Regions from separate parts of the Mus musculus genome. Here all the other regions are linked to region 3. Evidence: chromatin loops called from intact Hi-C (ENCODE). Cell type or tissue: heart. All regions are shown on one strand. Each heading gives the region's core, and the rest is flanking DNA. Links, peaks and the distances in the headings are about the cores only. Region 1 has its middle 25 kb from the start of Akr1b3. Region 2 holds the start of Akr1b8 (aldo-keto reductase family 1, member B8). Region 3 overlaps Cald1 (caldesmon 1). Region 4 has its middle 13 kb from the start of Gm32942. Region 5 overlaps Cald1 (caldesmon 1). Region 6 holds the start of Gm52898 (a long non-coding RNA gene).

Region 1 (5,345 bases), core at 126-5,125, 460 kb after region 3:
ACCAGCTGGTCTGAGTGGTTATTTAACTGAGTCACCGAAGACTAGAGCTTAGCCTATGGACTTGAGTCCAGCATTCTCGCGCGCGCGCGCGCGTGCGCGCGCGCGCGCGTGTGTGTGTGTGTGTGTGTGTGTGTGTGTGTGTGTGTGTGTGTGATCTTGGTTATTAGTTGGTGTGGGAAGACCCATCCACTGTGGGTAGCACCATTCCCTGAGGGGATCCTGGGCTGTGTAAGTGTGGAGAGAGGGGCTGAGCAGCAGGCGACATCCATATATCCACTAGTCCCTTCTGACTGTGAATGTAATGGGACCAGCTGCTTCAAGTTTCAGACCCCTTCCTTGATTCTCTGCCATGATGGTCTAACCCAGAACTGTGAATCAGAATAAACCTTCTCTCTCTTAAATTGTTGTCACAGCAACAGGAAAATACACTAAGACACTCACCTATAATCACCTATACTGATATCCTCTTAGTCCTGAGCACATCATTTTGGATACTCATCATCAATTAGTGGAACAGTCTGGACTACAGACCCACCGTTTCATCTTCCAATGGGAAACCACAAGGGAGCCGGAGGCCTCCTCTCTAATTTGGGGAGCAGTGAGGAAAATGCGTGGGTTTTCTCTTCCCTTCCCATCCCCAATCTCAATCCGACAAAGTAAGTCCTTCTTGATTACTCTGTTTAATTATACACCAACTCATTACAAAGGGGGTTCTGATTCCTGTTTGTTTGTTTGTTTGTTTGTTTGTTTTTTGACAGGGTCTCTCTATGTAGCCCTGACAGCTGGGAACTTGCTTTGTAGACCAGGCTAGCCTTGAATTCAGAGCCTCTCCTGTCTCTGCCTCCAAAGTGCTGAGATTAAAAGTGTACCATGCCCAGCTCTGGATATTTCTCTCTCTCTCTCTCTTTCTCTCTCTCTCTCTTAGTGGTTTTAGAGCTTTATTGTAGAAAGGCAGGGGGAAAGAGAGCAGGTAGAAAGACAGAGGCTGGCCATGGCCACGTGGAGAGAGATGGGGAGGGAGAGAGAGAGAAGGAGGGCTAGAGATGAGAGTAGGAAAGGTGAGAGCTTAAAGAGCCAGCTCTGGTTTTTTTACTATTTATTTTATGTGTGCGTGTGTTTGCATGTGTGTACACACACATGACACAGCGAGCATGTGGTGGTCAGAAGACAACTTATGAAAGTCAATTCTGGTTCCCTTCTTTGACTGTGTGGGCTCTGGGGATCGAACTCAAGTCATCAGGCTTGGAGGCGAGTACCTTTACCCACTGAGCCATCTCACCACCTTCAGGTTCTGACTCTTAAAAGGTGTTTAAGGAAAAAAAAAAAGTCTTCCACGAAAAACAAAGTTGGATGCCTCAGGACTCTCTGCTTACTTCCTGCACTTGGGTAATGATCAGTGGGTGTTGAGTATGGAGACCTAGTTATGTGGCCAACTTCCTTCCGCACACTGAAAAGCATGGAAAGATTACTCCATCTCTCGCATGACAATCTAGAAGGGACTCCTCAGGCATCATCTGGAAGCTGGTGGCATTTTCCTTTAGAAAGAGGGGAATGAGTCCTACGAAAGATAATGAACGTACCTATTTCGTGCACATTGTTCCTATGTCCTATTCAATTGCATCTCACTTCCTGGATTTCTCTGGAGGAAAGTAGAAGAGATGGGCTAAGATGTCTGTGCCTATAACTTCTTACCTTTCCACTTTACAGTAGAGAGGCTACTTTCTCTGTGTGCCCGTAGAGAGCAGTCTTCGCAAAGTCTTGCCTGCAGGGAAACATGAGGTGATAACCGCCTGATGGTGACAGAGGACAGGAAAGGATTGCATATTTTATAGACTGCAGGGAGGTGATATTCCCATTCACACGAAGGCAATTAGGCAGCACAAAGGGCCTGGCCTCTACTCTATGCTGCTGAAATCTTCCTTGACCCAGCTTCTCCTCTGTCCATGTACGTGACTAAATTCCTCTTGGATAGGGTGGAGTACATACATTGCCCTCTCTCTGGTTCCTGTCTGCTCCCTGGCCTGCCTGTTTCATCAGAACTCACCTGACAGTGCCTCTGTGGTCTAAGTGGGTTTAAGTCAAGCACTTGGGCTGAGCACCCTTTACAAGGCCAAAGCCAAGCCAAAGCCAAGCAAAGGCAGACGGGAGCCTTGTTCCTCCTGCTCAGGCTGTGTGAGACAAAGGCCGTTTCCGTCCATGCTTACCACCTCCTAGCCTCCTAAGCTTATAGCACGGTGTGTGCCTCCCTCTGCTGGCTAAGCTGGATCAACACTTCTGTTTTAGTGATTGTACGTGGAGAGACCCTTCCTGGCAGTACCACTGTCTAAGCCACTAACAGAAGGAGCGGGTACAACACTAAGCCCTTGGTATACACCACCTCCAACCCTCACCGAGAGTTTGTGAGGGAGGTAGCGTTGCTCCCACCAAACAAGAACCACTCTTAACGTATACAGAATGCATGCAGTTTGAGGAGGAGGGAAGGAGGTGCAGACACAGCAAGCTCCGTGTTCCGAGCCACTGTGTAAATACATGATCCCTACAGGGTGTGTGTCGCACAGCTTGCCCCAGTTGACAGACATGGCAGGCCAGTCATGCCTTGCTATTCCCAACAATCCACCTGCTAATGACCCCATATATCATCTCCCCCTTCTCTTGTGTCCAGAAACCAAATTCATGAGCACCCCGGTCCTTTCCCTTTACATCCTTGTGTCGTTTGCTCCCTTTATGCCTGCCTCACACTTATGCAGCGATATTGAAACCAGATAGAATTCAACAGATTTGTCCATACTGACTGGAGGGGAATGAGATTTGACGGTGGATGTAAAATAGGAAGAGAAGTGATCACATGACCTTTTCACTAATGGAAACCACAGCTGGTAATAACCCTCTTATATTACCTTTCCTCTCTGGGGCTTTCCAGAAATATCTTGTAAAATAAAAACCTCAAACCACACAGGCATTCCCTCTCTTGGTGCCTGTGTTGTTACTAACTCTTCTGCTTGCCGCCTGCCTCTCCTGAGCTGCTCACCCCTCTCTGCAGTGTCTGCTGTTTCCTTTTTCTCTTGCCAGCCTGGGACTCGGATGGCCTCCGCCTCCTCTTCACCTGGCTCATTGGCCTATTCCTGAGGTCTCCCTTCTTTTCTGGGTTTCTGCTCTTTTACTAGAGCTTCTATTCTGTCTCCACCCCACCCTACAAGCCTCTGAGCTCTCTAAGGCATTTAGTCAATATTCCTAGGACCCAAATCCCCACTACTGGGTTAGGGGGACCCTTTAGAGTTTGGATCAGATCCACTGATTTCCTTACGTTACTAAAATCTCAGCAGTGATCTGGGTTCACCCATCTCCAAAGAAGAAAACTGAGGCTTACAAAAACATGTTTATCTGTACTCTCTCCCTGTTGATGGGCACATTTGAAATACCAAACTAATACTCGCTCTTCAACGGCATTCTTCACTCTTGCTTACCCAAGGACCCCCCTACACTGTCGTGTTCACAGTCTTAAACGTACATGTTTAGAATACTTGGTCCCCAGTTGGTGGTGCTGTTTGGGGCTGTTTAGGCGATGTAGCCCTGCTGAAGGAGAGATACCACTGAGGCGGGCCTTGAGAGTTCATAGACTTGCCCTACTTCAGTTTACTCTCTCTGCATAACTTGTGGTTCAAGATGGAGGCTCTTAGCTGCCTTGTCTTGGTGTCACGACGGCCCCTTGCTACCGTGCCTTCCCACCATGATGGATTTGTATCCTTCTACAGTTGAAATAAATTCCTTCCATGGATTGCGTTGGGTCATGGGGCTTTATCACAGCAACAGAGAAGTAACTAACACAAATCATTATAAAATGATTCTCTTTTACAACACCATTTAGCTACAATATCCTTGATAATAAATGCATTAAGGGAGGGAGGGAGGGAGGGAAGGAAGGAGGGAGGGAGGGAAGGAGGGAGGGAGGGAAGGAGGGAGGGAGAGGGGATCCTAGTTGTTACCATGTGTGCTGCTGTTACAAATTTCATCAAGTGCTACAGAGGCTCATCACCATTTTGAAATTACCATAGTTTTAAAGATTGTCACCAGATCTGTTATTTGATCATTAATAAAAACATATTTATTACCACACTCTGCATTTTCTCAATATTTTGATAGCAGACTTTCAAGATGATGTAACTGTATTCTTCTAATTGTACATACATGAAATATTCCTAGAAGGACTCCTTGGATTATTAAAAGAAAGTCGTCACAGCCCTCATAGCTCACACACAGAGACAATAACAAAGCCACCGTCCTCTGAAGCTTTGGGTCTCTGACAAAGCTCCCACGAGAGTAACCACAGGTTGGAGGATTGCTGCTCTCCAAATAGACTGGCCATATGGCTTATCTTTGCATCGAGCATATTTTTAACTATGAAACGAAGGCACCAACATTAACTACACTGGGATAGCAGGACTAAACAGGGACCTCTGGCCATCCCACTCAGCTTTCCCAAACCGAAGAAATACATGCAAAATACCAGGACAGCAAAAGTGACCTGTAAGGACCAGAATAAAACTTCACCGCAAGTCCGCAGCTGTTGCTATAGATGGTCTCCTAGAATCCAAGCACAGTGGCAAATCCAGCTAATACAAACGAATCAGTTCAGAAGAAATGACCATGGCGTAGACTGACAAATACCAGAGTAGCACTCACTGTGGGCCAGCTTGTGTGCCATGATGACCTCAGGAAGCCAAGAGCAGGATCGTCCCCACAGATGATGGAGAGAAGGATGAGGTTTTCTTCAATAAACAAAAATTATTAGATGCGCATCATCACCTCAGCAGTCTCGGCTATGATAATTTTGTCCCAGAACTCAACTCTCGTGTCTCATTCTGGGTTCTGAATGGGCCCTGAAATTTATAACATTGCTTCCTCCCATCTCTCGCTGTAGTCAACTCAGCGTTATTACAATGTTTGCTCGGTCGGCATTTGCACCGCAGACCATTTTGCTGACACCACGGAAGCCAATGACTGGAAGTGAGGCTTGGGGCGCATGCGCTCAGCTTCCCCAGGCGCTCCATGTACTGGCTTCATAGTAGCATCTGTGCCTCACCTCTTCGTTTGCGTTTTGCTGAGCTGTTGTCAAGTTCTAGTTCGTAGGGTGTTGAGAGAATGCCTTGGTAAGAACTGAGTGTACAAAACACGGGCTCGATCATTTATCACCTTGGTGGAAACAAGATGAATTTCTGTTTTCAATGGAAACTAGACAGGAACGTTAGAAGGGATGGCTGGGGTTGACTGCATGAAAAATTGAAGCTGTGAGAAAGAAAGAGAGATAATTCTATATAAAAAGGAAAAGTGCAGGCTGAGAAATTTAC
Region 2 (5,345 bases), core at 253-5,252, 400 kb after region 3:
AGGCCCTTACACTTGTGCAGTGAACACTATACCACTGAGACTTCCCACCAGCCCATATGTAAGAGGAAACAAGCTTGAAAGAGTTAAAATTTTTCCCTAGGCCAGCTGGGTGTGGTGGATCTCTGAGTTCCAAGTTCCAGGACATCAGGGCTGCAGAGAAACCCTGTCTTAAAAACCCAAATTTAATAACTATCATTATTATTATTATTATCATTATCATTATCAGCAGCAGCATTTTCCCTAGGCTACTCAGCAAATCAAGGCAACATCCCTGTACCAAGTTCCTACCCTTAGTTTCAAACTAGTATATTTACCACAAACTGATGAACATTGTTATATTTCCTGTCTCAGTTGAGGTCCTAATCATCAGCTCAAAAACAGATGATTTTAATCTCAGCACCTGAGAGGCAGAGTCCAATGGATCTCTGTGAGCTCCAGGCTAGCCAGGGATACACAGTGAGACACTGTATCAAATAAATAAATAAATAAATAAATACATAAATACATAAATACATAAATAAATAAATTAGATGATTCTAGATGAACCAACCCTAAATCCAAACACAGTGAGGAGGGAGTTAGAAGAACTAGAGAAAAACAGAGACAGAATTACACACAAGGCACGCAGGCCTGCTCCTACCACAGTGGCCGTCGCGATTGCACGGGAGAAGCTGGAACCTACCTCCCAGGCTTCCAAGAATGTTGTCTTACTGGTGAGGATTCTGCCTTGGTCATCTTTGGGGAATAACTCCTTTCCTGGCTGTAAACACAAAACAAGCAAATGCCCATTGGTTGCGCCTGGTTCTATGAAGCAGGGATCCAAGACGGTGAACTATCCAGCACCCACACCTGCTTAGTGCCTGGTCAGGCTCTGGGGGACACATTTGCAGACCTCAAGCTTCCAACACATCTCTATCTCACCCTACTGTGGTTAGGTGAGTCCTAAGTTACTGCTAGACCAGTTTCCAAGTCTGCTATGATATGTCATAGACATGATTAGGAGTCTCCATCACCTTGGAAACTAATGCAGCATTATCTGGATCCACATAAACCTGGAGGGACTTTTAATTTCAAGACCACTAGGCGAGGATCTGATTCCCAGCATCTTTATACGTGGTTCAGCCACTCCCTAGGCATGATTTGATTGGCAGGAGGAGGGCTGGACCCTGGAATACAATACTCAAGACCATCCTAAGATGTCTCTTGAGAAAGCATCACTGGACACAAAATCAGCAGGAAGTTGACAGGGTCACACCTCTGCTCCCGAAGCCCTGAATCAGCAACTATAGATAAGCACAGAGAACAGCTCAAACCTGAAGTCCCTGTGGCCAGTGAATAAGATAGAGGTCCAAATAGTCCAGCTTCAGATCCGTGAGGGTCTTCTGAAAGGCTTCCTTTAGCAGTTTCTTCTCAAAGCAGGTGGGCCACAGCTGCAGAGTAGGACAGCGGGGGATTAGGAAATGGAGGAAGAGAGTCACGATACACTCACCCATGTGCTCAGAGGTTTACAGTCTGATCTAGCCTCAGGACAGACTATTTATATTTAACCAAACTGGCTAATTAGTATACATGATCTGATACTCAAGGCTCAGTGAGTCAGGTCATTTCCTAAGTGTTAAGGGTGATAATATTTTTCCATGCTTGTAGCGTCTGATGTATTTCTTAGATCACTTAGCATTCTGATGCTATTTGTGGGATAGTCCCATATCCCCAAGATAGCAGGCCCTAATGGTGAATTACAAGGAATTAAATGGCCATGCTATACAGAGTCTGTGTCTCCCAACAGGTGCAGTTTCCAAGTGGGTAGAGTGTGCTAGCCAGTCAACCACCTCATTCTATACACCCCTCTCCTTTCTTTTTAAAGCATTTTATATTTCACTTTTATTGAGATAAAAAGATATTCCTATGCAACAACAACAAAAAAATACTCTTTCTACATAGCCAGTAAGAACACAGTACTGAGTGGTATGGCCCACCCTTTAAAAAAAAGAAAGATTTATTATTTCAATGTATTCATGTACACTATGTGTGTGGGTGCCTGTAGAGGCCAGAAAGGGGTGTCAGAATCCTTGGAACTTAAGTTATAAGAGTTGAGAGATACCCGATGTTGGTGCTAGGAACCAAATTATGGTCTGCTGCAAGAGCAGTAAGTACTCTTAACCTCTGAGCCATGTCTCCTGCCCCAAGACCCACCCTTAAGGGCAACCCTAGCATCTGAGTGGCAAAAAGATCTCACTGACAGAAAGCATGAAAACAAGAGTATTCAAATCTCAAAGGAGCCATCCTTGTTATGGGAAAACTAACGTAGGAGGATTGGCCAGAGGCATCAGTTCTGGCTTGGAGCATGGATATTTACACCCAAAGATAGAGTGAGAACAAGGAAGGTTAGGAGAAGCTGGAGAGGGCTCTTGGTATGGACCAGAGTCTACCTGCTTTGAAGTTTCATCCACCAAGTGGACCATTGTACCTTGCTGACAATGAAGAGGTCCTCCCGCTGCACAGCCTTCTCTTTGATCTTCTCTTGGATGGCTTCTCCCACCTCATTCTCGTTGCAATAGGCATACGCGCAGTCGATATGGCGATACCCAGCGTCAATGGCCGCCTTCACAGCTTCTTTGACTTGGTTTGGGGGAGACTGAAAGGCAATAGAAAAGGCCATTGCAAAGGACACTCTTATACCAAAACCTTCCTCAACAGGCTCCACACAGCCCAATTTCGCCAAATCCCTGCAATGCTGGCGGGTGAGGGACTGGGGAAGAAAACAAACTTTTCAAAACAAGAAGAAAACCGTAATGTTCCCCCGTCCCGTGTTCTATCGGAGATAAAAGTCAGTTTCCATCTAATGTACCCGGTCTTAAAGGAGCTCTTGTTTCTGGGGTGACAGATGCCTGCCACTGCAAGTTGCTGAAAGCCAGACTTAACTCTGCAGTGACCCAGAGGACTTCAGCCCCAGACCGTGATAAGAATGTGAAGAATGGTTGTCTTATGGTAAATCCAGACTTGACCACACAGCAGCTGTGCTCAGGAATGAAGTACAATCGACTTTTTTTTTTAAAGCAGAAAGCCAAACTACTGGGTATGGTGGCCCGTGTATGTAGTCCCAGTATTTGAGAAACAGGAGGATTTTGAGTTTGAGGCTAGCTTGGGGCACATAGCTGTCCCCAAAATAAAACATAAATACGAAAAAGCCTTTCATCACCAAAACAACCAGCCGAACAAAAAACTACTCTTCTTTCACCAAATCTAGAAATATCTTGGTTAAGCATCAAACACAGAAAAGCTCCAGAGAGATAGCCTGCTTCCCTGGGATCAGAAGTGACCCCTAGCGGTTCAGAAGTACCTGGGCCTTCCAATAGAATCTTGCCTGCCAGCATTCCTTCAGATAAGAGCAGACTCTCCCTCTATGATACCACCTCCTTATCTTGACAACAACTCCCTTGTCAAGCGCTCGGTCTAATCTTTGGATTTCTGTGGGTTACTTCTGGTCAGAGTGCTTGACAGCTTGGTAGAAAGTGAAATGTCTAATTTGGAGCAAATTCGAGGTTTTAAACCCAGTGCTGAATCAAAGAGAGGCCCCACCTCTGTCCCATGATCAGAAGAAAAAGACAGTGCAAAGATCGAGAGACAGAGGCTAAGCGAGAGACAGAGGCTAAGCCACCAGGACAAGAGACTCGGACTCCAAAAACAACTCCTCCTGGAGGTGGCTCACACCTGTGATAACCTCTAGAAGCTGAGGCCGGAGGATTGCAAGTTCAAGGCCAACCCAAGCTATAGAATAAGTTCTAGGGCAGCCTAAACTGAAGTGTAACTCCCAGTCGCCAGAAATCAAATAGAGACAGCTCCTGGAAACTAGCTGACCACTGTCCTGTTATCACGAAAGGAAATAAACCCAAGGACAAAGTTAGGAGATGGAACAATGTCAGACTTGTCTCAACAGAAGTGGGAAGGGCCTTGGAGCATTCTTCCAGGAGAGCACACTGCCAGGCAGGATCTGAGCTCAGGCTCTGTCATCTTCCTGCTTAGTTTGATGTGCTCAGAAAATGGTGTAGTGTCTTGGTAAGGTGCAGGTGCCAGTAGCCTGTGCTAGGGTCTGAGACTCCACCTTTCCCCCAGGCTTCCAGGCCACAAGCTGCAGAGTCTTTCCCCCACCAAACAGAGCTAGGTCATTTGGAGCTTTTGGTGTCCTGCCACTGAATAACTCAGCCCTGGCTGTCCTGGAACTCACTCTGTAGACCAGGCTGGCCTCTGGCCTCAAATTCAGAAATTCGCCAGCCTCTACCTCCCAACTTCTGGGATTAAAGGCATGCACCACCACTGCCCTGCTTCAAACCAGCCAAAACTTATAAAACTTTAAGTGTCTCATGAGTTCAGAAGAAAGCTTGTTAAGAGGGTAACTGGCAAGTTCGGGAAAACTTGAAACCTGACACTTCACAGGGATATCTCTGCTGGAAAAAGTCTGTCAGAGCTTTGAGGTCTGAAACAGCACAAAAGGCAAAACCAACTTGTGTTCTGTCTCTAGGGTTCCAAACTCCCAGTAGATGTCATAAAAAGAAGAGGAAATGCCAAGACCAGGTGCCCAAGACTGCGCACTCACCTTCCAGGTGCCCAGGCCCACAATGGGCATCTTGGCTTTGGTACTGAGTTCCACGAACGTGGCCATGGTTGCTGCCAAAATCTTGCTGAGAGCAGATGTCTGTGTCCTTGTTAATGAGACAGATGGAGGCTTTAACGTCCTGGATGAAGAGGCCGGCTCTTACTGCAAGCGCCACGCCCAGACCCCTCCCGCCCCCGCCCCCCCTCCCGCAATGAACCGGAAGTTCATCCCAGTCTTTTGTAAGCTTTTAAGAGTGTGAGTAAAGATTAGTCATAAACCAGAGGGAAATCTCCCTGATGCAGAATATAAATTACTTTGTAGAGCTACTTAGAGGTGTATGAGCCTTAGGCGCATGGGGTGAAAGATCCTTCGAGCTATATTGCTAGCTATGTTTGGGTTTCCACAGTGTGTGGAGAATATGTATGGGTTTCCACAGTGTGTGGAGAACGGTGGAGCCTGTAGGTATTCCATGAGGTTGAGGCAAGTAAAAGTTTTCAGAGGCAAAATGGGAGGCTGCATAAATTATTTTGAGCTAACTGTTGCTGATCACAAAAGATCAATGACAGGGGCGCTTGCAGAGGAGGGGGGAGGGGAGAGAGGGGAGGGAACGGGAGAGGAGAGAGTGTTTTCTGACCCTCTTTTTGTTTGTTTGTTTGTTTAAGTTTTACTCATCTAATTGATGGAAGATTGTGAAAAGCAAATTTCCCCTGTTAACCACTAAGACCTTTCTTTGATAATATTCTTTCTCTCT
Region 3 (5,345 bases), core at 136-5,135:
TACTCCATTAAACATCTTCAAACAAGTCACTCTAATGATTAGATTCCTGGCTCCTTTCCCCATAAAATGAGAATGTACCCCAGGATGAAGGGGGAAAAATGTACTCTGTAAACCATAGCCATCTAGGCTGAGGCTGATGGAGCATATTTCTCATGTGCTGAGGCCAAGTTTCCTTCCTTGGACTTGATCTGTTCCGTGTTAAGAATGGAACAAATGCATCTGTCAACTGTGACAGGGCTCGGGTGGCACAGCAAGTCCCAGGTTGGGTCCTGGTATACAGCAGTTGGGTCTGGTCTGCTTGGAGAAACTTTAGGGCCAGAAAGATGGCTCAGCAGTAAGGTTTGTGGTAGGAGCCTGGAGACCTGAATATGATTCTTGAAACCCACATTAAATGAGCAAGGAGAAAATCAACTCCACAAAGTTGTCCTTTGACCACCATACACAGGTACACGCACATATATGCATAACACACATACACACACACATACAATCATCTATAACATTTCTATGAAGACTTCAATTATTGGACATCATGGAACAGCTGCTTTTCTTTTCTGTCTCTTTGTGTTTGATTTTGCCTGCAGGCAGAGTTTCTCTGTGTAACCCAGGCCAGACTGGAACTTACTATAGAGCCCAGACTAACCTGGAACTCAAGATTGAAGCCTCAGTCTTCCAGTGCTAGGCCAGGCACACACCCGCCACACCCACCCTGCTTCCTAGCTTGGCTCTGTGGTAGGCTGTAGACTTTTCATCTTTCTCAGATTTCCCACTGTTCTTTATTGAGAGGTTATAGAGAAAAATAGGCTAAGTGGGAAAATTTCACACAACTCCCCTGTGCCTCAGTTTCTTCATCTAGGAAAATGGAGACACAAGTACTCAAGGTTCAGAAACATGCCAGTACATGCTAAGTTTATCATCATAATAAATTATTATTATTACTATTATTGTTGTTGTTGTTGTTATGTTATTGTGTGGCAGGGTCTCCTGTAACTCAGGCTAGCCTTGAGCTCGATGTGTAGTGAGGACCACCCTGAACTCCTGATTCTTCCCCACCTCCCGAGGATTGTAGAAGTACTCCATCACTTGGGTATATGCACTGCTCTGGATTGAACCCAGAGTCTTCTTTGTGCATGCTGGAATGAGCACTCTACTGACGGAACTACCAGGTTTGTTACTGCCCCAGAGTCCATACTCCGAAGAGCAGCAGGGAGCTTCCTTGAGGGGCTGGTCCTCTTTAGGCTACAAGGTCGTGAGCCATGCACTTAAGGACGTGGGGGCAGGCAGGTTTCCCCCGGCCGGGCCACGCAGCCCTTACCTCCTCCCTAGCTTTTCGATCAGCCTCCTCCTGCTTTCTTCTCTGCTCCTCTTCCTCCAGGACCTTCCTTCTCTCTTCCCTCTTTTTCTTCAGCTCTTCCAGCTCCAAGGCTGCCTCCTGTTGCTTCTGTTTGAGTTTTTCAAACTCTTCGTTCTCCGTCTCCCCGCGGCGTCGGCGCAGCTCCTCCAGCCTCTTGCCGGCTTCCACTTGTGGGGCACCTTCAGCTTCCTTGTCCCCACTGGCCCGGCCTCCTGAACGGCTGGGGCTGAGGGAGGAGGAAAGGAAAGGCAGTTACTTGGTTCTGTCTTGCAGCCCCCGTTGGAAGGAAGGGGGCGGGTGTATGCCTGCAGGTGCTAAAGCCAGGCACCTGATCCGCACACCAGTCCTGGGGGGTGGTTGGGGGATCTTCGTGGAATATAAATACTCTCTTCTAGGGCAAAGTAAAAATGGTGCACCTAATGTGGAAAAAAAAAATCCCATATCTGTGCAATACTGACTTCCATTTAAACACTTCTTAACTCATAGTGAGTCCAACACAGGAATCCCACCCCAGACACCTTCGACAGGGACAGATGAAGCCCCGCTGTTTAACATTTACTCTGTGTGATGGATGGCACAAAGCTTCTGGCTACGGAGCTAGAGAATTAAAACAAGAAGGGGATTGAGGGTTCAGTGTACAGAGCTCATCTTGACTATACACCTCATGCTTTGGACACTTTGGAATATAATGCCTCCTCTAAGATAGGCCTTTCAGGTTTCAGGTAAAAAAAATCATCAATTTAGTAGATTTAAAAAGTGGGAAAAAATGAAGTGCATTGTGTAGAGAAAAATATAGTACCATATTTTGAAACAACTTTTTTTTTTTTAGCTGTAATGTGTATGTGTATGTACATATATATATATTTTTGTGTGTGTGGGTAAGGGTCATGATATAAAGTCAGTGTGTTTACTTGAGCTGAGGCTATAAAGTATAAACATATTTCATCTAGGTTCTTGATGGTTAAAGAGGAACTCTCATTTTGAACTCGAACGAGGTTAAAGGGTTTCTTACAAACCTGCATTGCTCTCTCAGTGCTACAGGGTCCCAAGCCTGTGACTCCTCTCAGTGAGGCTCTTTGCAGTTTTGGTACACTAGTTTTTGCTCTTTCTAAGATCATGAGGTGTGGATGAGAAAATGGACTCATCTCTGGGATCCACTAGGTGTCGCTCGGTCTTTATATAATCAAAGTGTCTGTCCTGAGACTCTGGTACAACCAGTCAGGCAGAGGCAAACTTCACATCAGGAAGTGCAGGCTTAGATTCCCTGGGATGGAAAGCTGGCTACACAGCACGGTCGTGCATAGTGCAAGGCCAATTTAAAATATACATTTCTGATTACATTAAGTTATATGTATATTGTCTGATCCTGTGTGTCTATCTATCGTGAGTATTCCATACATGGAAAAATGTCTGGAATAAATGTTACTTTTGAACAAAATTAAAAATAAAACAAAACTAAGAATCAAGTCAACTTTCGCCCAAACAGGAGTAAGACTGGCTATTCTGCCTCTACCTGTACAGGCTGGTAGGCTTACAACATAGGGTGGTATATGGTAATACCTTCCGGAAAGTCCTGTCATGCCTTTTGCTTTTGTAGATTTAAGGCAAATCAGACACAAGGCATACAGCTTGCTTTTAGCTCAGCTGGTAATCTGTTAAGTCTCTCTCTCTCTCTCTCCCTCTCTCTCTCTCTTGTGTGTGCATGTGTATGTATGTATGTGTGTATACAGTTCAAAAAAAATGGGAAAGTAAAAACAGGTGTCCCCCTTGGTTCCCTTGCAAATTTCCAGAGGGCTCTTAACATCCTATGGTAATGAGCTGTGATTTGCCTTAATCTAATGTGCCCCAAGTTTTTGGACCACAGACTAATACTCACTTACAACCTTTATAAAAACGAACAGAGGAAGGTTTGTAGGAAATAGTCTGAACCATACACACAAGGCATGAACCAATGATATTAATCCCAGTTATGATATTTCTTAATCCACTGGTACCACGTAAGTGTATTAGGTTAAAACATGGGCACTAAGCATTATAGTTCTCGCTATTAAAAAAAAAAGAAAAAGAAAAAGGAAATAGAAGAGAATTAAGCTGTGGTTGAGCAATGAGTGCTGGTCTACTGTCAGTGACAGGGTATCTTTAAGTCAATGGCCAATGACCTCCAAACAGAAGAATGCCATCTGCTTAGCTCCTTTCTGTCCAGAGGCACATGATGAAGAGACCCATTCTCCCTCCCACGTATGCGGAGATTCTTAGATAGTCACGCCTTACCTGAAAGCATTCTCGGTTTGTTTAAGTTTGTGGGTCATGAATTCTCCATTCTGCGCCTTCACTTCTGTAAATCCTTTCTTTCTATCCAAGAAGCTCTTGACTTCTTCTTTGGGCTCTTTGTCCTTTTTAATCTTCTCATCTTTGATCTAACCAAGGATACATATCAAGAAGAGAGATAACTATAAACATCGTACTAGGTTTTAGCTGTTTTTAATGACTTTTAAGGAAGTCATTAGATTTGAGGTAGAGCAACCATCCAGAACATGATATAGAAACAAAATCAAGAAGATCAATAGAGAGTAAGTCATGGCTCTTTGGCCTGTGAGACAGACTTAGACTGTAACGTTAGAAAGTCAAGATCCTCTGCTGATCTCACTGGGGTTTTCATTTGTGGGGGCAGCACTGTTGCTGTTTTTAGAAGCTATCTAGTCCTGGGAACTCCACCTAAGATTAGTTGCTTGCAGTTCCCACTAGGAAGAACACTTACAGGTCATTTTGATGGAAGAGTGGCAATGTAGCTTGGCCAAGTTTCTTCTTAGCTAAAGGGAGCATCTTTGATCAAAGCCTAATAAGGAAGAAGTAAGAGGAAAGCCAGCAGGTGGTCCAGATCTGCCATTTCTGGTGCTTTGGTCAAATTTGAATGGTGTCCCAAGGAGGTAATAAAACCTAACTTTTAGAACCGTGTCTGAAGCCACATAAATCACTAAAATTAGCAGGGGACAGGGATAGTTCTAGTGTACACACTGATTGATATCCATTGGCAGGAAAGATTTAGACCTCCAGAAGTGGGTTTGTGATCATTGCAGATAACAGAAGAAAGGCTATCTGGAGGGAAAGTGGACCTAAGTATTTTTGTGGTTGTTGTGTGGTAAATTCTTCGTGGTAGATAAGACACATTATTTCAAAATGGCTTTTGAGATGGGCAGAGAGTTCAGATTACTATCTCATCCATTCTTAAAACATGAGCAGGAGAGAGTGACCGCCACTGTTCTGAGATAGTCGTAAAGAGCTAGTGCTCAGCAGAAATATTTGGAAGAGGAAAGGTAGACCATGAGAAAACAAGGCTTCTAGGATGTCCATAACTGTCTCTCTTTACCTGACCACTCATTGCTTTCCAGCGACTCTTGACACCCTCTGGACATTTACTCCTAAAAGGCATGTTTTACAAGGTAGAATGGCAGTGTTACGGACTACCTTTTATAGCCCTTTGCCTGATAATCTTCCTTAAATGGTATTAAATCACCATGGATGGACTACTCACCAACACTGCTCCAGTGAGTTAAGACTTTGATTTCCCTACAAGGCGGGATATACATGGGTGTCCATGTATACTAAGGGACATGTGGGCAGTCTACTCATATTCTCAGGCAAAGCTTTCTTAGAAGCATTCTTAATGTAATCATGATGACTTGCGTTTGTCTGAAAGTTATTTTCTCCTTTGGATGCTAAAGAGGGGGAGCTGCAATGCTGCCGCCATGTCCTCTCTGGCAGATTTGTCTTCGACCAAGGAGGCCGTTTGATTCTAGGGCTGTTACCAACCCAGTTTCTCTGGGAATCTCATCAAGATATAGTGAGATGAAGTGATCACTTTCCACATCCCACCATCTTATTGTCCTCTTGGCCCCTGGATGATTATGAGTGAGAGAAGGAGGCTTGGGCCCTGTAGAGCAGTGTAGAGAGTAGAATGCTTGGTGGCTGTCCTTGCCCTTTAGAACATATT
Region 4 (5,345 bases), core at 66-5,065, 210 kb after region 3:
AACCAGGCTTATCAACAATAAAATCAATTTTATTGATTTCCCCTTTAAGCTAGCTGAGACAGGTAATATGAGCTCTCAGGTCTTCCCTCGGTCATGACAGTGGTAGAGACAGACAGCCAGGACACACACTCACTCTGGAGTCCCGTCCACTTCAAAGATCCATGCTACACAGCGGAGGCTAAAGGAAAGAGCTCGTGGAAATAAAAATTCCAGGGAAGTGGAGCAGAGGAGGGAGTTGAGACAGAGGTAGAGGCTGTCTTAGTTCAGCTGCTATAAATACCTTAAATGGGTTCCTTCACAAACATCTTAATTAAATACTTTAAACTGGTCCATTCATAAATATCTGAGTTAGGGTTTCATTGCTGTGTCAAGATACCATGACCAAAGCAACTCATACAAAGGAAAACATTTCACTGTGGCTGGCTTACAGTTTTAGAGGTTTAGTCTGTTATCATCATGGGAGGAAGCAGGGCGGTGTCCAGGCAGGGCTTATTATTCTTAGAAGCATCTCTATATGTTCTCTATGGCAAAAGATACCCTACAGCTTCTTTTATAAGCATTATAATCCCATTCGTGAGGGCAGAGCCCCCACACTTAGTACTCTCACATTAAGTATTAAACTTCAGTGTTTCGATGGAAGAGAATATCAACACAGTCTTTGCTAAGGTCCTGGGTGCACTTGTGGGCTAATCGGAAGTAGGAGAATGACTGTAGGGCTCTAGATCCAGTAAGGAGGAGAGTCAGAGTGAAACAGAGACAAAGATAGAGGTAGAAAGAACTGGGAGAGAAAAAAAAAAAGAACCAGGAGAGTTGGAGCCAAGACTCAGGGCAGACAGGAAGAGCGCATATATGAAGATTATATTTGGGGGCGGGGTGAAAAATCCCCCCACAGGTTCATCATAAGATTGAAAACTTTATTCCTAGCTGGGAGAGCTGTTCTGAGAGGTGGTAGAATGTTTGAGGGAAGGAATGTTGCTGGTAAAGGTGTGTCTTAGGTTGTCCTGTCTGGTAAGTGAAATCTTACGACTCATGTAAACTGAAAGTTGACTTTAACCCTAAAATCACCTTTTATTTTACTATTTTATAGCTTAGAACATTCTTAGTTATGGTAACCAGTGGCTAAAACTTAGCCTTTTTTCATTCTGAAAGATGACTAAGGCCAAAATGTTATAGACGAATCCACACAGCTGTTTCTGTGTTTCTTCAAAAGACATGGGCAGGGGAGAAGGACATTTTAAGACACGATTTACTACCAATCTAAGGGTCTTACACTGGATTTTCAGAAGTTTAAGCCACAGGGTAGTTAGTGTGTGGAGTTTGCTTTTGCTAATTGCACACTAATCCCTTTGTCAGCCATTTCTCTGCTTTCTGACATTTTTAATATTTGTGGCCAGTGCTGTCTGAACATTTATCAAAAGGATTTCTGGAAGCAAACAATGTCTACAGTTTTAGATGTGCTTGCTACTCTGTGTGATGTAACGAGAGCTCAGGCTCTGTGGCTCCACCCAAGGACGTAAACTAATAGTTCCTCCCACTGTGTCCACACAGAATATACTACCCACCCACTAGTCACCCACTAGCCACCCACTAGTCACCTACCAGTCACCCACTAGCCACCCACTAGTCATTCACTAGCCACCCACTAGCCACCCACCAGCCACCCACTAGCCACCCACTAGCCACCCACCAGCCACCCACTAGCCACCCACTCGTCCCTTTGAGGCCAGGTGGATGAGCAGATCGAGTTTTAGTGTCTTAGTCCTCCTGTTAAGTTGTCTTATCTTATTTAAAACCAAATAACAGGCAAGTTGTTGGCAAAGAGAAACTACAATCAGCTTATTTTAAACAAAGAGGTAAAAATACAAAACGTTATTCTGAAAGAGAACCTGGCTCTCACCTCGAGCAGCCACTGGTCTCACCTGGTACTCCTCAGGCAGATGACTCCAGTCTCTGTCCCTGTTTCTTTGTGGGTCTGATCACTTTCTGTCTGCCTCTTTCAAAGACTCCCAAGACTATATTCTAGATAATCCACCTAGATATCCCAGGATGGGCTCATCTTGGGGTTCTTAAGACAATTACAACCATTATTGGGGCTGGGGATAACATTTACAGGTTCCAGGGGTTAGGATTGGATATTCCTTGCACTTGGAAACAAGGTGAGCCTTTTGTGTCTGTTAACATTTTGTTGGATGAGACCAGAGCACAGAGGATCCACATACACTGGGCACCAACTGTTAGAAATAGGAGCACTGCAGAATCTAGAGGTTTGGGTGGGTACTGATATCATACCTGGTCAGGAAACAGGAATAATGAAAATTTGACATAACTCACTCATTTTGAAAATGTTCCTGAGATGTAGGTACAAATTGCAAACGAGGCAAAGTCACCCCTTATTCAGAACAGAGTTTGCATCCTCCCGGCAGTGTGTAGCATGAAAAGAGCTGGGCTAAACCTACGGATTAGTTCCACGGAGGAGAGAGGAACTGAGGAGATGACTGTCAACGTCTTTAGTGAGGTTCAAAAAATATTGGACTAAGGTAAGATTCCACCCAACAAAAGAAAGATTAGATTCAGGGTCTCAGGCAAAGCCGGAGAGGGTCATCCACCTGGCACCCAGACCAGGACAACAAACAGAAAAACCTAACCTCATCCTCGAAAAGGGAGGCCCGGGGGTGGGGGTTCAGCTGCGTCCTTAACCCCCAAGATTTGCTGGAACTGCAGACAGAAGGATACAGAAGCCAGAAGCCTGGGTGACCACAAGATCCTGACTATAGATATATTGATACTTCTCTATGTGTGGTGACTGATAAATGTCCTCAGAACCATCCATCCAGGCAGAGAAGGGGAAAGGTGAGAAAGCCAGCATGTTGAGCGCCCCCTGGAGGCCAGGCACACCTTCATGCTGAAGCATCACAGAGCTTTCAATTTTCTTTTTTTGCCCTTCCTCCTTTGGCACCTGGCTATGTCCATTTAACAAGGAGGGAAACTGAGGCATAGAGGGCCTGAGGATCTGGGGAGGCAGTATTGTACAGAAGAAAATCATGGTCCCTGGAGTCAGCTGAGGCTGATTTAGAGAGCTGCCGACAGCATGATTTAACCAAGTCACTTCAACACGTTACCATAAAAATAAAGCAAACTTGTACTGCATACGTAGCACTAACATTAACCCAGGCCTGCAGTAGGTGTGCAGTCCTTACAGTTATTTTCCTTTCTTCGTGCAAGGCCACAGAGTCACCGTGCAGCTCTGGGAGCTGGAGCTAGCCCTTCCTCCTGATGAGCCCAACCCCCCATGCGACTACATTCCTGACTTCCTGGGTGCGCATCCCAAGTCCCTTTCTCTACGGCCTTTCCCAGCAATGCCGGTCCTCCTATCCAAGAAATGAGCAGATGGTTCCTAAACAAGGCCTTTTTAGGGCTAAAGAGCCGCCTTCCCTGCAGCCTCTTCACTCTCACCCTGGGGGAAATCTAAACATGCTATGGCGAGCAGCTGGAACTCAGCGGCTGGCTGGCCCAGCTATTTCCCAGTGATTTTTCAGGCTCACAAGGGAAACCCTTGAAGGGAATCCCTCTGGCAGCGATGCCCATCCCTTTTATGGACACATTCTCTCTGTTACTACAGAGCAAGCCCTGGGCGTAGTTTTGGCATTCAAGAGGCCACAGATCTACTGGTTTTGTCCAAAAGGCAGGCATGCTCATCTGAACTCATAGCAGCAGCTTGATGTTAAAAGGTCTGTAGACCCCCTTGAGTGCCTGCTCTTTCACAGCTTTTCTCAGATTTAACAACTAGTAGGACACAGACACTAAGAGGATCTTTCTGTTTCCCAAATGAGTTTACTATCTCTAAATTGGGCTGGCTCACCCACAGCATGATTGAGGCTTTGGAGCATCGCTTGCATGGTTGAATGGTCAGCATCAGCCCTAGCCTCCACCCATCATGTGCCAATAACATGGCTCAACCCTATCCCCAAAGTTAGAACTTTCAAAAATATCTCCAAATATGCCTCCCGTCACCCACGAGACAATGCTGTTCCGGTCTAAGGGTCTTTATACAGACCATACATGAGGTTTAGTACTGGTTTGAGCTTGCAGTTTTCTAAACATTGTTAATGAATCAAATGGGAAATGTGTGTGTGTGTGTGTGTGTGTGTGTGTGTGTGTGTGTGTGTGTGTGTGTGTATGGGGGGATGTTTGTTAGTTTTATGTCACCTTGACACTAGCTAGAGTCATTTGGGGAAAAGGACTTTATTAATAGAGAAAATGTCTTCATAGGATTGGCCTACAGATCAAGATGTAGAACTCTCAGGTCCTTCTCCAGCACCATGTCTGCCTGTATGCTACCATGCTTTCTGCCATGATAGACTAAACCTCTGAAACTGTAAGCCAGCTTCAAGTAAATGCTTTCCTTGAAAGAGATGCTGTTTTCATGATGTCTCTTCACAGCAATAAAACCCCTAAGACAGTCATGTTTTTTATCACAGCAATGGAAAACTAAGACAATAGGTTTCAAGTATACTGGTTTTGAGAGCTCACCATCTTACTTCTAACTTAATATCACTACAAGAGGACCAATGAAAGACCCCAAGCCATCTTGACCCTTAATGGATCATAAGATAAAATTTTCCTAAAATATTAAAAGCTCAGGCCTATATACAGAAACTCAGCATGTTCTAAATGAACTTTACATATGTGACCTCACTTGTTCCTTGTTATAACTATGCAAATGTTAGAGTTTGGAACTCAAATGTTACCCCATGTGTTAAAGGGTTGATTGTCAATTTATGCTGCTATTAAGGGGCGGTAGTGGAGGTATGACCTTTAAGAGTGGTGGGGTCTGTCTAGTATAAAAAGTTAGGTCATGTTCTTATAAGGAATATTGAGATCTCTCTCTCTCTCTCTCTCTCTCTCTCTCTCTCTGCCATCATGATGTGCTGCCATGAACACAGCAGAGAAAACAATCATGGATTGAAAACATAACCCAAAATAAATCTGTCTCCTTTTAAGTTGTTTATACTTAAGTGTGTTTTCACAGAAAGCTAACATAAGATGTAGGAGAATACACACACACACACACACACACACACACACACACACATATATATGTGTGTGTATACATATATATTCAGCATGTTATATATATGTGTGTGTGTGTGTGTGTGTGTGTGTGTGTGTGTGACATGACAAGGTAGGTCAATTAATTTATTATGGTCAGTCTGCTGTGGTCTCATACAGTCATGCTTGATGCCCAGAATGTTAGGTGACAGCTAATGTTAGCAATCAACTACTGCCCCTGGCTGGACTGAGTTAGTTTAATGATACTGTTTTCATTGCAGACAGTATTGTAGAGA
Region 5 (5,345 bases), core at 151-5,150, 120 kb after region 3:
TCAAAGGCTTCCTTTCTCCATCTTGTTCCTGTCTTTCCTGAGCATTCATCTATGAAGACCATTGGCATAGTCATCTGACTATTCAGGGCACTTTGGGGATGTTAGGGTCTCAGAGTTCCAAGTTTGAATCCTGGACCTGTCACTTGCTAGCTGAGAGTCTAAAAGAGAGGTGGAAAAGACCTGCCTTGGATGGCGGCGGTGACAGTTGAGTGAGGGAACGGGCAGCGTGGTGCCTGGCAGGAAAAGGCTCGGCCATGTCATCAAATGCTCATTTTCTGTGTCTACCCTCTGCCCAACTTCAAGGCGTTCTGCACGCTGATGCCATAGTAATTTTCAAAATGAAATATGCACAGTGAACACTTTGACCTTATGCTGGGTTGTGAGGATGGATGGCTCCAGCTACCCCACAAATCATCTTGGAAAGAAGTAAGGTAAAGAACTGAAGTAACTAATTTTAAGCTCTGATCCAGTCTGGGCTGGGTTGCTCCATCCCTTGATCACTGCAAGCCATCCATCAAAATCTGTCAACAGCAGTGGCTTTGTAGGAATGAAGAAAAAGTATTTTTCTGAGCTTAGGATAAAACTGAGAACTGTGAGGAAGGTGACAGGAATTTGGACTAGGAAGTGACTGGAAGCCATGAGACATCTCAGTACTTTCTTAGGGACTTAGAAACATTGAGGTGGTGGCCCAGCCACCATTTTTATTTGCATCTGAAATGAAAGAGCCATCCCAGGAGAGCTCGGGCATCTCAGGTTGCTTATTTATGAATATCATCAGAGGAAAACATCTGCTACTTGGATGGTTCAGGCAACAGTTGCTATGTATGGAGAGAACGTGGGGTCACCTCAATTTTAAGTCCTGGTGCTTCTACTAACTAGCCACATAATCTTGGGCAAGGCACAAACTCTCAGCTTGCCTCAGTCTTTTCCAATGTTAAAGGCTGAAGAATGGATCCGGCAGTCTCAGCTAACTTCTGACTAGGTAGATCTCAGTACTTAGGAAAGCCCCCAGAAGAAAGGGTGAGGCTCAGAGAGCTAAAGTCCAGGGCATGATCAGAGGAGTGAGGCTGTTTCTGATGCGCAAAAGAGCAAAACCATTTGCAGAGAAACCCAGCCAGGTTCGGGTGAGCTGTATTCAGGGGGTGGGAGCTGGAAGGAGCAGGGACCCTGGATGTCATGTCTACACTCTTCACTCTGGAGCAGACAATAGTTATTGAAAGTTGGGGGAATACAGAAGGCAATGCGGCTTAGCCGGAGGCTCAGAGTTAGGTTTGCGGATGTCTGATACCCAACTTGGGGTGGTAAGAGTGAAACTGTGGAGAAAGAGATCGCGCAGTGCTCATGAGATCCACACGTGCACATTGATTCCTCCCCAGCTCTTTCGGAAAGGAGTTCCCTCTTGGTTGCAGCACCCTGAACTCTGACCCTTGTGTCTAAACTCTGAGCTATTAATGACCAATAAATCACTTCCGAGATTAATCTGTAGGAAGGGCCAGGGCGAGTTTGAGTATAAAATGACCTTGGATTGTTGTATGGTTAATAATCTGTACCTTCATTGCATAAGCAAATGCATTTTTGTAAATTGTGGAAACTAATAGCAGCTCTCAATGAAAAGGAAACTAATTTTTTTCTGAAAATTTTTTTTCCTGTAAATATAAAGGTTATATTATGAAAATACCTTTACAGACAGAGAAAATACAAATTTCCCCATTCCTCTTCAAGTCTTAAGATATTCTGTGGCCACTTAAAAACCCTAGGCACTGTAGTCATGTCTTAGAATAAATCCTCTGAGGGAGTAAATCCAAATGGAAACTTCTAGCAAACTTAACAGTTTAATGAAGCAGATTTGCTTCAGCAGGAGCACAGACTATGTCCAGAGCAACTTCTAGAATGAGGGAGCTGGAGCTAGATCATCTCCTCCTGGAGTCCCCCCGCCTTCTCTCTGAAACTTGTCTCTCTGGTACCCACTCCTACCCTCTTCCTTTAAACCTTGGGGTTTTGCAGTGATAGTTTCAGGTCAAACAACAGAAGAACGCTTTTCTCATTGTATATATTAAACACTTGGCACATGGTATTTTAAATGCTGGTACCAGGCTTCAAACACACACAAGTTCTGGAAGAATCTAAAGGCATTTTTAAGGTGGTGATAGGAAAGTTGGACAAGTGGGGCTTTAAAATCTCAGGGAAAATAACATTAACTTCAGCAATGGTCACTTCTTCACCTCCACTTTAGATCTGACCCAGGGATACAGATCTCAGAGTCTAATTTTTTTTTTTTAGCATGTTAGTAGAATGAGGGTCAGATGCTCTCTCAAGTTGTCGTTGACCAGTTACCACTCTAGTGGGAGGGGAAAGAAACCAAGACTAGAGATGAGAGAAATTCACAGATATTATGGGATAAAAGTCACAGCATCTCCTCCTTGGTATTCCAATGAGTCACAGGGAGCTGGGATTTTTCCCCCCTCCATTTGTAGATGAAGAAATTGAAATTGGGTGAAGTTAAGAAGCTTGGTTAGCAACAGATAAGCAGCATGGTTATGACTAGATTTTGGGGTCTTCATCTTCTCTTCTGCCTGTCTAAGGGGAATTCTTACTTTTAAAACAAAGAAGAAAAAAAGGTTGCTCAATTATGTAATTTCACTTATAGTTGTTTGACTAGAAATAAATGATATCTTTTTAACAAGAATCTGTCGACAAAAAAGCTAGTTAATGCTTAAGAAAAAAAAATAATTTGATTGAAAAATCCTTTGTTTCAGTGGTCTTGTGCAGACCTGGACTTAATGAATGGCTACCTCTAACTCCCCTTGCTGCAAGAATACAAAAGGACCCAGAGGCAAGCCCATGGCAAATTGCCACTCCAAACAAATTGCTGTCTGTGAGCTCTCACACTTGAATTACCCTTCCAGGATTAAGGCTTGAGACTGTGAAAAATTAAAAATGTTGCCTAAGCCAGGAAATAGCAAATGAATCACAAGTCTCACTAGGAAGCTTAACTCTAGATCTAATCTTCCACTTTGGTGACGTTTAAACTGTGCGTTATCTTTAACAGACCAAATCCCCCCTCTGGCAGGATCTGGAGATGCTATTTTTGTGGTAATTAAAAATTTTTTTTAAATCACATGGCCTGTTCTTTATGTTCAGTTTATGTAGGAGTTGAGACCACTTCAAACATAACTTTTCTTCCCTAGTCAGATGGCTATTTAATATCATGTCATTCGCTGGTTGAAATAAAATAAGTTAATCAGCACAAAAGAAATACATGAACACCCCAAAAAGAATTGAAATGTATCTCTGAGAAATGATTTTTCTTTTCCAAAGCCAGACATCAAAGGCTGCCTCTTGAAGAAAGTTTATTTTGAGAAGCTTCAGTCAAAACAATTTGGAAACTATGAAATGAGTCAGTCTTTCTTAAAGAAATGTAACTTTGTCTGTTCCCTTGCATTTTGGGTTTGGTAGGAGACATCTTTATTCCACGGGGTTTTGAAAGCATGTTTAGGATTCCATAGGTTTAGTATAACATCACTAATGGTTTCTAATGAGATCCAGGCAGTGGCGAGAGGGAGAGAAAAGAACAGCACAAAAGCTGAATTTTACACCACCAAGCACCATGTAAAATGTGGGAAAGGCTCCACACTTTATCTGTTGCCGAGGCCATGTGGAATGGAAGGGGAAAGTTCGCAGGCAATCAACCAGACGTGTGGACAGCACGACACCCAGGGTTTGGCTCTTCAGAATCAGACATCCAAATGGCTGGATTTGTAATGGTGCCTGTGCATATGCAGGGAATGTCAGTATCTAGATATTGTAGTGATCCTACTGGGCTCTTCAGGCTCCAGTTACTTGCTTGGTTCAAGTCTCATAGACGCCTTTCCTCTGGGGAGCATATCTGTGTAGCCATCAGAGGATGAGGCTAAAATAAAATTTCCTCAAGCTTCCAGCATCTCTGGCATTTGCAGGACACTGGATGAGGGGAGAGTTGGAGTGGGTGGCGTCATGCATGGGGGAGTCAGTTTTCTATGGACTCACTTAGCAAATTGCAACTCGAGGCAATCCCACAAGTATTGAGTTCAGAGTCTATACATAGAGTACTACAGTCTGCAGAGAGGGGCAGGCAAACAAAGAGAAAAGAAGACATAATTTCTGCCTCCACTACCATCCAGTCAGGAGCATAGACAAACAGGCAACGGCCTTACAACATGGATAGAGTTGTATGGGGAATGCGAAATCCTCCCAACCTCTTTTCAAACGAAGTAGAACAAATTGTTTGGGGACAGGAAGTGGGAAGATTTGAAAAGGAAATGGTAAAACTCGATGTCTCAGAAACGCAGAATATTTTTACAAGGAAGTCTCAGTGTCTTAAATTATTTACGGTGAGAGTTACCCATACATTCGACAAGTACTGAACTAGCATACAACATTCCGGGACTCTGCTAGGAAAGTTAATATTTTCACATTATTTACCCAATATTTACATAACTTTACATTTCATCGAGTTTCTTCTGAAAAACTTCTGTTTTGACTTTCAACTGCATAATAAAATTGGGTCAGTTCACCATCTGTGTTACTTGTCCTCCGATGGGCAACGGGTTTGACAAGTTACCTGATCAATTCACGTGCAGAAACATGATTCTAAATCTTCTAGGAAGTATCCCTCCATCCTCGTTTCCCCTTATAACTCACCAACAACGCTGGTTGTCACCATAAAACAAAGAGAACTCTACTTCCCTGTGTAAGTAAATACACTTGGGACTGAGCCACTAGCATTAGAAAAGAAAGCTATGGTACCTTATCAAATAGAAAATTCTAAAAACCAAGCACTTCTGACTTGCTTTTAGCACAGATTCTTAGTTTAGCAGGGAGTATGCTCAAGATAATAGAGTGTTGGCTGCAGTCTGGCAGTGTTTCCAAAAAGAATCAGTGTGTGCCATACAGCCAGCTCTGGAGCTTGGTCTGCAATATCCAGCGGATAAACTGCAGTCTATAATTCCCATTTAATCAGGAGGAGAGTTCAGTGCACTGCAACATTCTCATATCTTTTACAAGAATTAATTGCTAGGGTAAACACCATTTCTTTTTACAAAAATATGTAGACACATCTAAAAAAACACAAAGACCATTTATAAAATTACTTATATCCATGTTCAGAAGTAAGTTTTGTTAATATGTGGTGAGTATAATTCTGAATATATAGGAGAATATGTGTAGCTCAAATATCATAAAAAGCATAATATAATATTGGAAACTATTAGTTACCATTATTTAACAAGGAGATTAGAAGTTAAAAATCAGGTAAATGTTTCCGTCTAAAAAGAAATTTTTAAGTGAAAGTGGAAAAATAGAAGAGT
Region 6 (5,345 bases), core at 136-5,135, 240 kb after region 3:
TCATTACCGTGCCCAAACTACCCTGATTTCTTTAAAGCAAGGTCTCTACATAGTTCTGGCTGTCCTAGAACTCACTAAGTAGACCAAGCTGACCTCGAACTCGGAGATATCTACCTGCCTCTCCCTATACTGAGTGCTGAGAGTAAAGGTGTGTGCCACCACACCTGGCCAAACAGTCTTGATTTTAACAATTATCTCCTTTGAAAATTTAAAATAAACTTTATTATTTTATGTGTGTTCATGACTGTGTGTGTGTGGATGTGTGAATGCATATACACACACTGTGGAGATCAGAGAAGACCTTTGGAAAACAGATTTTCTCCTCCCTTCTTTGTGTAGAGTCCAAGCATTGAACCCAGGTCATGGGGCTTGCAAGCCAGGGGCTTTTACCCCCAGGACCATCTCTCTGGATTCTATTATCTGGTTTTGTTTTGATTTTGCAATGTTAGGGATTGAATGCCCAGACTTATCTTGTTCTTAAGCACTTTTTGTCTTGGAGTTACTGCCTAGATACTATTTCTTCAGCCAAGTGTACGTACAAGCACACATCAAGATCACATAAGGTTTAGAAGGTCTGAACTCTCTTCAGAGAATTTCACCACTTGTTGGCTTTAGTATCTTTTAGTTTTGTTTTGTGGCATTTTGAGACAGGATTTCTCTGGCTGTCCTGGAATCTCTCTGTAGACCAGGCTGGCCTCAAACTCCCAGAGATCCACCTATCTCTGCCTCCCAAATGCTGTTGTTATTTATTATAGAAAAAACTTCAAGTACAGCCTCCGGGACATTTTACGTTCTATCCAAACAATAGAACAGCATTCAGATGTACAGTTCGCTTGGCTAAAACTCTGAAGCATGGAGAAATACTTTGGATAAATAAAAGAACACAGTATGGAATATGAGTTAAGAATGTATCCATGTGAAACATGTATATAGAAATAAATGAAATGGTGCTTACTAGGGCAAAACTTGAGAATTCCTTCTGCTCACAAGATACTTCTATTGTTATATACTCTGTAATTTGAATGACATCATGGCAGGTCTCTGGTTTTATGGCATTATAGCAGCTGCCTGAGGGGAAATCCTCTGAGCTGATTACACATGAGGCCTCCTTTGCTCTCTTATGTACCAGCAGCAAGGGGATCATTTCTGCATAGATGATAAGCAACTAAAGTCTAGACAGGTTAAAGATCAAGGGCTGGTTGTAAGAAAAACCTTAAAAACCAACCCACACTGGAGGGGAATGAACCCTGGGAATTCTTTGTTTTTTGGGTTTGTTTTTGTTTTTTGTTTTTTCGAGACAGGGTTTCTCTGTGTAGCCTTGGCTGTCCTGGAACTCACTTTGTAGACCTCGAACTCAGAAATCTGCTTGCCTCTGCCTCCCAAGTGCTGGGATTAAAGGCGTGTGCCACCACGCCGGCTTTTTTTTTTTTTTTTTTTTTAATCCTGGGAATTCTAAGGGCGCTCTCTCTCTCTCTCTCTCTCTCTCTCTCTCTCTCTCTCTCTCTCTCTGTGTGTGTGTGTGTGTGTGTGTGTGTGTACACACTCTCGAAACTTTTGAATCCAGACATGGATTCATTCACTTCCCTTGCCAGCCAGCCAAAGAGACAAGCAAGCAAACAAGTGAGCTTCTGAGAGCGAACCACGGGGCTGCCTAACTTTTTAGAGTTTTAAAGGAATAATGCTTTCTTGTATAGCGCAAGATTCCTAGCAACATTTAAAATAATTACTATGCATCAATATTTTGCATTCACAAAAGTTTCTCACCCACATCATTTGGTCTGTTTATCTTCATTACAAATGGAAAATTGTTTGGTTTTTTGCCTAATCAGTCCTGAAGGATGAGCAGACAGGAGGCAGCAACTGAGACAGGGAGAGGTGAGTGATGGAGAGGAGAGCCTGGAAGGATACTAACCCTTCTGGGAGTCTGCATGAGCCTCTGTGGAGCAAGACTTGGGAAATGTCACCCTGACACCTGTCTGGAGAAGAGTAAAAGAAGTTGAGGCGAGAGAAGCTGAAGTACCTCTGGGGGAGATGAGGGCTTTAAGAGCAGCAATAGATATGGAGAAGGAATAAAATTGTGAGTAGAGATGACACCACAATTAATCAAGAGAAGACAGGGATGGTGGCCAGGAGGCTGGGTGAACACCCTGATATGGTCAATGATACCAGATAAGTCTCCAGAAACCAGGAAGGACTTGATATTAGTTTATATATTAGATTTAAACCTGCCTCTTTCCCAGGGTGAAGTCCCTTGGGGATCCAGTGCTTCTATTTATGTTTATGGTTATGTAGGCAGAGCTCTCCAGCTACAGGACCACAGGAAGAAATCACACAGAGGAATTCCAGGCCTCCCTGTAGCACATGACCAGTTATAGCAGATTGCTCAAGGTAGGGTTAGAGGCAAATATAGATGCATTTGTGAATAAATACTGACCCCCAGTGTCCATGTGCAGAAATAAAAATTAACAAGCCCTCTTCATGCTGTACATAGGCTCTGCTATCAGAGTCAGGATCCAGGATTCTTCAGAAACAGACAGCAAGTAGCGAGCCTACAGCTAGAGGCTGCTGGGGGAACTCTGGGCACAGTCTGTCAGGACAGATCAATGGCCTCGATTGTGAGTACAGAACTTGTGTTAGCTTCCCCCCTCTAGTGCACTGCTGATATTTGCCAAGGTCCAATCTCAGCTGCTTCTTAATCTTATCAGTGTGAAATAGTAGATTGACTGATAAAAATTCTAGCTTCATCTGACAGCCCACCTAGTTCAATAAGGCTTCCAGTGGAGATTTCCCTCAAGGAGGTGCCAAGTGAGGCAACTGGGCAGATGTTCCCTTCTCAATTGAGTGGCGGACTCTACTACTCCATTCATAGAAACTTCTTAAGTAAATTGGGCAGCAGCTTCTTCGGCTGTGGTGGCTTCTTCTTGAGGAGAGTAGCCATTTAGAATCCTGGCTAAGCACCAGCAGGGTTGCTCGTGAATGGCTCCTTCTTTTGGGGGCTGGTTCTTTGGTACTTTGGATGTACACTGACGTCACATCTCAAGAAAATGAATTCATTTTCGTAAACTCCAGTTTTCAAAGTGAGAATGCTTAGATGTTACAGTTTGGATGTGAAATGCCCCCCTCCCCCAACTTACCTTTGTTAAGATAGGGCTTTGGTGAATAATGACAATACCAATGATTATGCTAACAATGTGGGAAATCTGATGGGGCCCCAACCCAAGACTAAGAACTCCAGGCAACTGATCACTGCCAAGGGAAAATAGGTCCTCTGATTGGTTACACACCAAGTGGTTAGCCTGAAATCAGGTACATGCAGGCCACAGTAAACACGAACTCAACAGGTTGAATTTACATACTTACAAATTATATCTGAATATACTAAATTATTTAAATTAATTAAAAGATACGAAATAAAAAGGAAATCAAGGATTTTTTTTAAAAGATGGGGCTTTGGGGAAGTAAATGAATTGTGAGGATTCTGATCTAAACCGATGAATGCATTGAGGTCTTCATGATATCTCAGCAGGTGACGGTATCTGCCACCAAGCCCAGTGGCCTGTTTGAAGCCTGATAACCCCAGCTTGATTCTTGGAACTCACACCATAAAAGGAGAGAACCCAGTCCCCAATGTTACATGCACCGTGGCACGCATGTATCCCTGTATAAATTTAATAAAAATGTTGAGTACTTCTCAGTCTCTCATTCTATACATTGGTTCACTGTGGGTTTCTCTATTAATAGCCATCTATTGCAAAAAGCAGCTTATTTGATGAGGGCTGATCATCAACCTATGTGCACAAAGTTAAGTACTGAACACTGGGGGTGGGTTAAAACTATGTATACTTGACATACTATTTGTGAGTATGTTCTCCTCAGAACCTATGCTCTACCCAGCCATGGGTTCTTGGATCAGTTAATGGTGCCAGGCATGGGTTACATATTCTAGAGTGGGCCTGGCATCCGGTCAGAAAGTGGTTGGTTACCTTTATAACATTTGTACCAGGGTTGCTCCAGTGGGCATATTTTGCCAGGCAAAATGTTGCTGTAGCTTTCAGGGTTCACAGCTGGGTAAAACTGTTATTTTTTTTCTCACCCCCATAATGAGCATAGCGCCTTATATCACTATGAAAGCTAAGCCAGTGGGAATAAACTTCCAGATCTGAAATAGCTTGACTGCTCTGTGTACTACAGTTAGGCATGTGCGATCTTCCCTTCCTCTCAAGGGTTAAAAATCACAAAAGAGGAGATGGAAAGACCATAAGAGCAGAGGCAATTATTGACTACAAAAAAAAAAAAAAGTGTTTTCTGGCTATGAGAAGGCCTTGGCACACATGAACACACACAGCATCTGGCAGAACACTCTTGGCTTCTGTCGCAGGCAATGAGGTGCCTCCATTTCAGGCCACTGATGCTCAGAGGTCTCGGCACCAGGAATGATGGCTGTTTCCTAGTCAGCTAGATTCAAGCTGACTAGGACACTGAGCTGAGTGACAGAAGGGACATCTGAGAGGTGCCTGATGTAGGGAGTGCAGATTAAATAGAATTTAGGTGCCACAAAGTAGCATCAAGAAGTCACATCACTTCAAGATACTATGGAGAAAAAAATATAAAAATATTTGCATCAGGAAAGAAATGTCATTATTAGTCAACTAAAAGATGTCAGTGTTTATCATATTTCTGATGAGTTACATCAGCAGATAAGCTAGTTTGGTCTGCTACATAGCTGTAGCTTCAAAGGCGAAAAAAGTGACAAGACAATCCAGCTATTGTTATATTTTTTAGTGTGTGTGTGCACATGTGTGTGCACATGTGTGTGCACGTGTGTGTGCACATGTGCCACAGCATGCATGTGGAAGAGAACAGAACTTTGGGGGGCTGGTTCTCTCTGCCAGCCATGCCACCCCCAGACTTAGCAGTAAGCGCCTTTCCTGCCAGAGCTATCTCACCAGCCTGAGTGTATAAGCTATACCCAATTAATAAAGGTTAAGGCTTTCTATCTCCGTTATCTACCGAGGACTGGGTTCACGACAAAAGAGAAAGAACCCAGCTGCCTTCGTCTGCCCACTTCATACAATAAAGCACATTTCAGGACTGAACTCAACACAAAGCTGTATGTATCAAGTGTTTCCTCCTGGCAATTATTTTTACATTTTAGAAAATTGTAGCATTCTGTTCCTCTCTTTAAAATCTATGGTGTCACTGGTTATTCTTAAAATGTCCTATAACCCACTATCAGCATTGTTTTTAAAATTAATTTTCTTAAACTGTTCCAAATTTGTACCTTCAGGCCAACTTTTCTGTCCCATCAGTCTCAGGGAACTTCTCTTTTCTGCTGGTAGAGATGC

Evidence for each region. Peaks named below come from ENCODE experiments on the same cell type or tissue, not always from the same donor. Only the 100,000 strongest peaks of a DNase experiment are listed, where the experiment ranks them.
Region 1: it touches region 3 in a loop (4-fold over the local background); 27 of 42 quality-filtered maps call a loop at or near these places.
Region 2: a loop joins it to region 3, with 2.1 times the contacts of the local background. A loop is called at or near these places in 2 of 42 quality-filtered maps.
Region 4: it touches region 3 in a loop (6-fold over the local background); 19 of 42 quality-filtered maps call a loop at or near these places.
Region 5: it touches region 3 in a loop (2.2-fold over the local background); 2 of 42 quality-filtered maps call a loop at or near these places.
Region 6: a loop joins it to region 3, with 5 times the contacts of the local background. A loop is called at or near these places in 34 of 42 quality-filtered maps.

The regions. Positions count from the first base shown.
Region 1 is chr6:34,289,926-34,295,270 of GRCm38, reverse strand. No RefSeq gene overlaps it. Among named protein-coding and RNA genes, the nearest start is that of Akr1b3, 25 kb to the left of the region's middle. In heart, for the core only: a CTCF peak has its summit at 2,263 (motif pointing left); DNase peaks (open chromatin) are centred at 2,250 and 4,980; H3K27ac peaks cover 459 bases.
Region 2 is chr6:34,353,546-34,358,890 of GRCm38, reverse strand. It overlaps Akr1b8 (aldo-keto reductase family 1, member B8), which reads right to left and starts at 4,745. Exons shown (of 10, transcript NM_008012.2): 1 at 4,595-4,745; 2 at 2,468-2,635; 3 at 1,314-1,430; 4 at 683-760. The coding sequence starts at 4,660. In heart, for the core only: a CTCF peak has its summit at 3,301; a DNase peak (open chromatin) is centred at 4,630; H3K4me3 peaks cover 1,655 bases; H3K27ac peaks cover 1,851 bases.
Region 3 is chr6:34,751,869-34,757,213 of GRCm38, reverse strand. It overlaps Cald1 (caldesmon 1), which reads right to left. Exons shown (of 14, transcript NM_001347100.1): 6 at 3,626-3,771; 7 at 1,316-1,580. Among named protein-coding and RNA genes, the nearest start is that of Gm38787, 22 kb to the right of the region's middle. In heart, for the core only: a CTCF peak has its summit at 2,506 (motif pointing right); a DNase peak (open chromatin) is centred at 2,533.
Region 4 is chr6:34,546,743-34,552,087 of GRCm38, reverse strand. No RefSeq gene overlaps it. Among named protein-coding and RNA genes, the nearest start is that of Gm32942, 13 kb to the right of the region's middle. In heart, for the core only: a CTCF peak has its summit at 2,881 (motif pointing left); no DNase peak of the experiment used is centred there; H3K27ac peaks cover 1,169 bases.
Region 5 is chr6:34,636,452-34,641,796 of GRCm38, reverse strand. The region is part of intron 1 of Cald1 (caldesmon 1); the gene reads right to left. Among named protein-coding and RNA genes, the nearest start is that of Gm13861, 15 kb to the left of the region's middle. In heart, for the core only: a CTCF peak has its summit at 3,057; no DNase peak of the experiment used is centred there; H3K27ac peaks cover 1,250 bases.
Region 6 is chr6:34,508,686-34,514,030 of GRCm38, reverse strand. Gm52898 (a long non-coding RNA gene) reads left to right here and starts at 2,246. Exons shown (of 3, transcript XR_003956420.1): 1 at 2,246-2,388; 2 at 2,492-2,615; 3 at 3,524-3,697. In heart, for the core only: a CTCF peak has its summit at 2,434; no DNase peak of the experiment used is centred there; H3K27ac peaks cover 953 bases.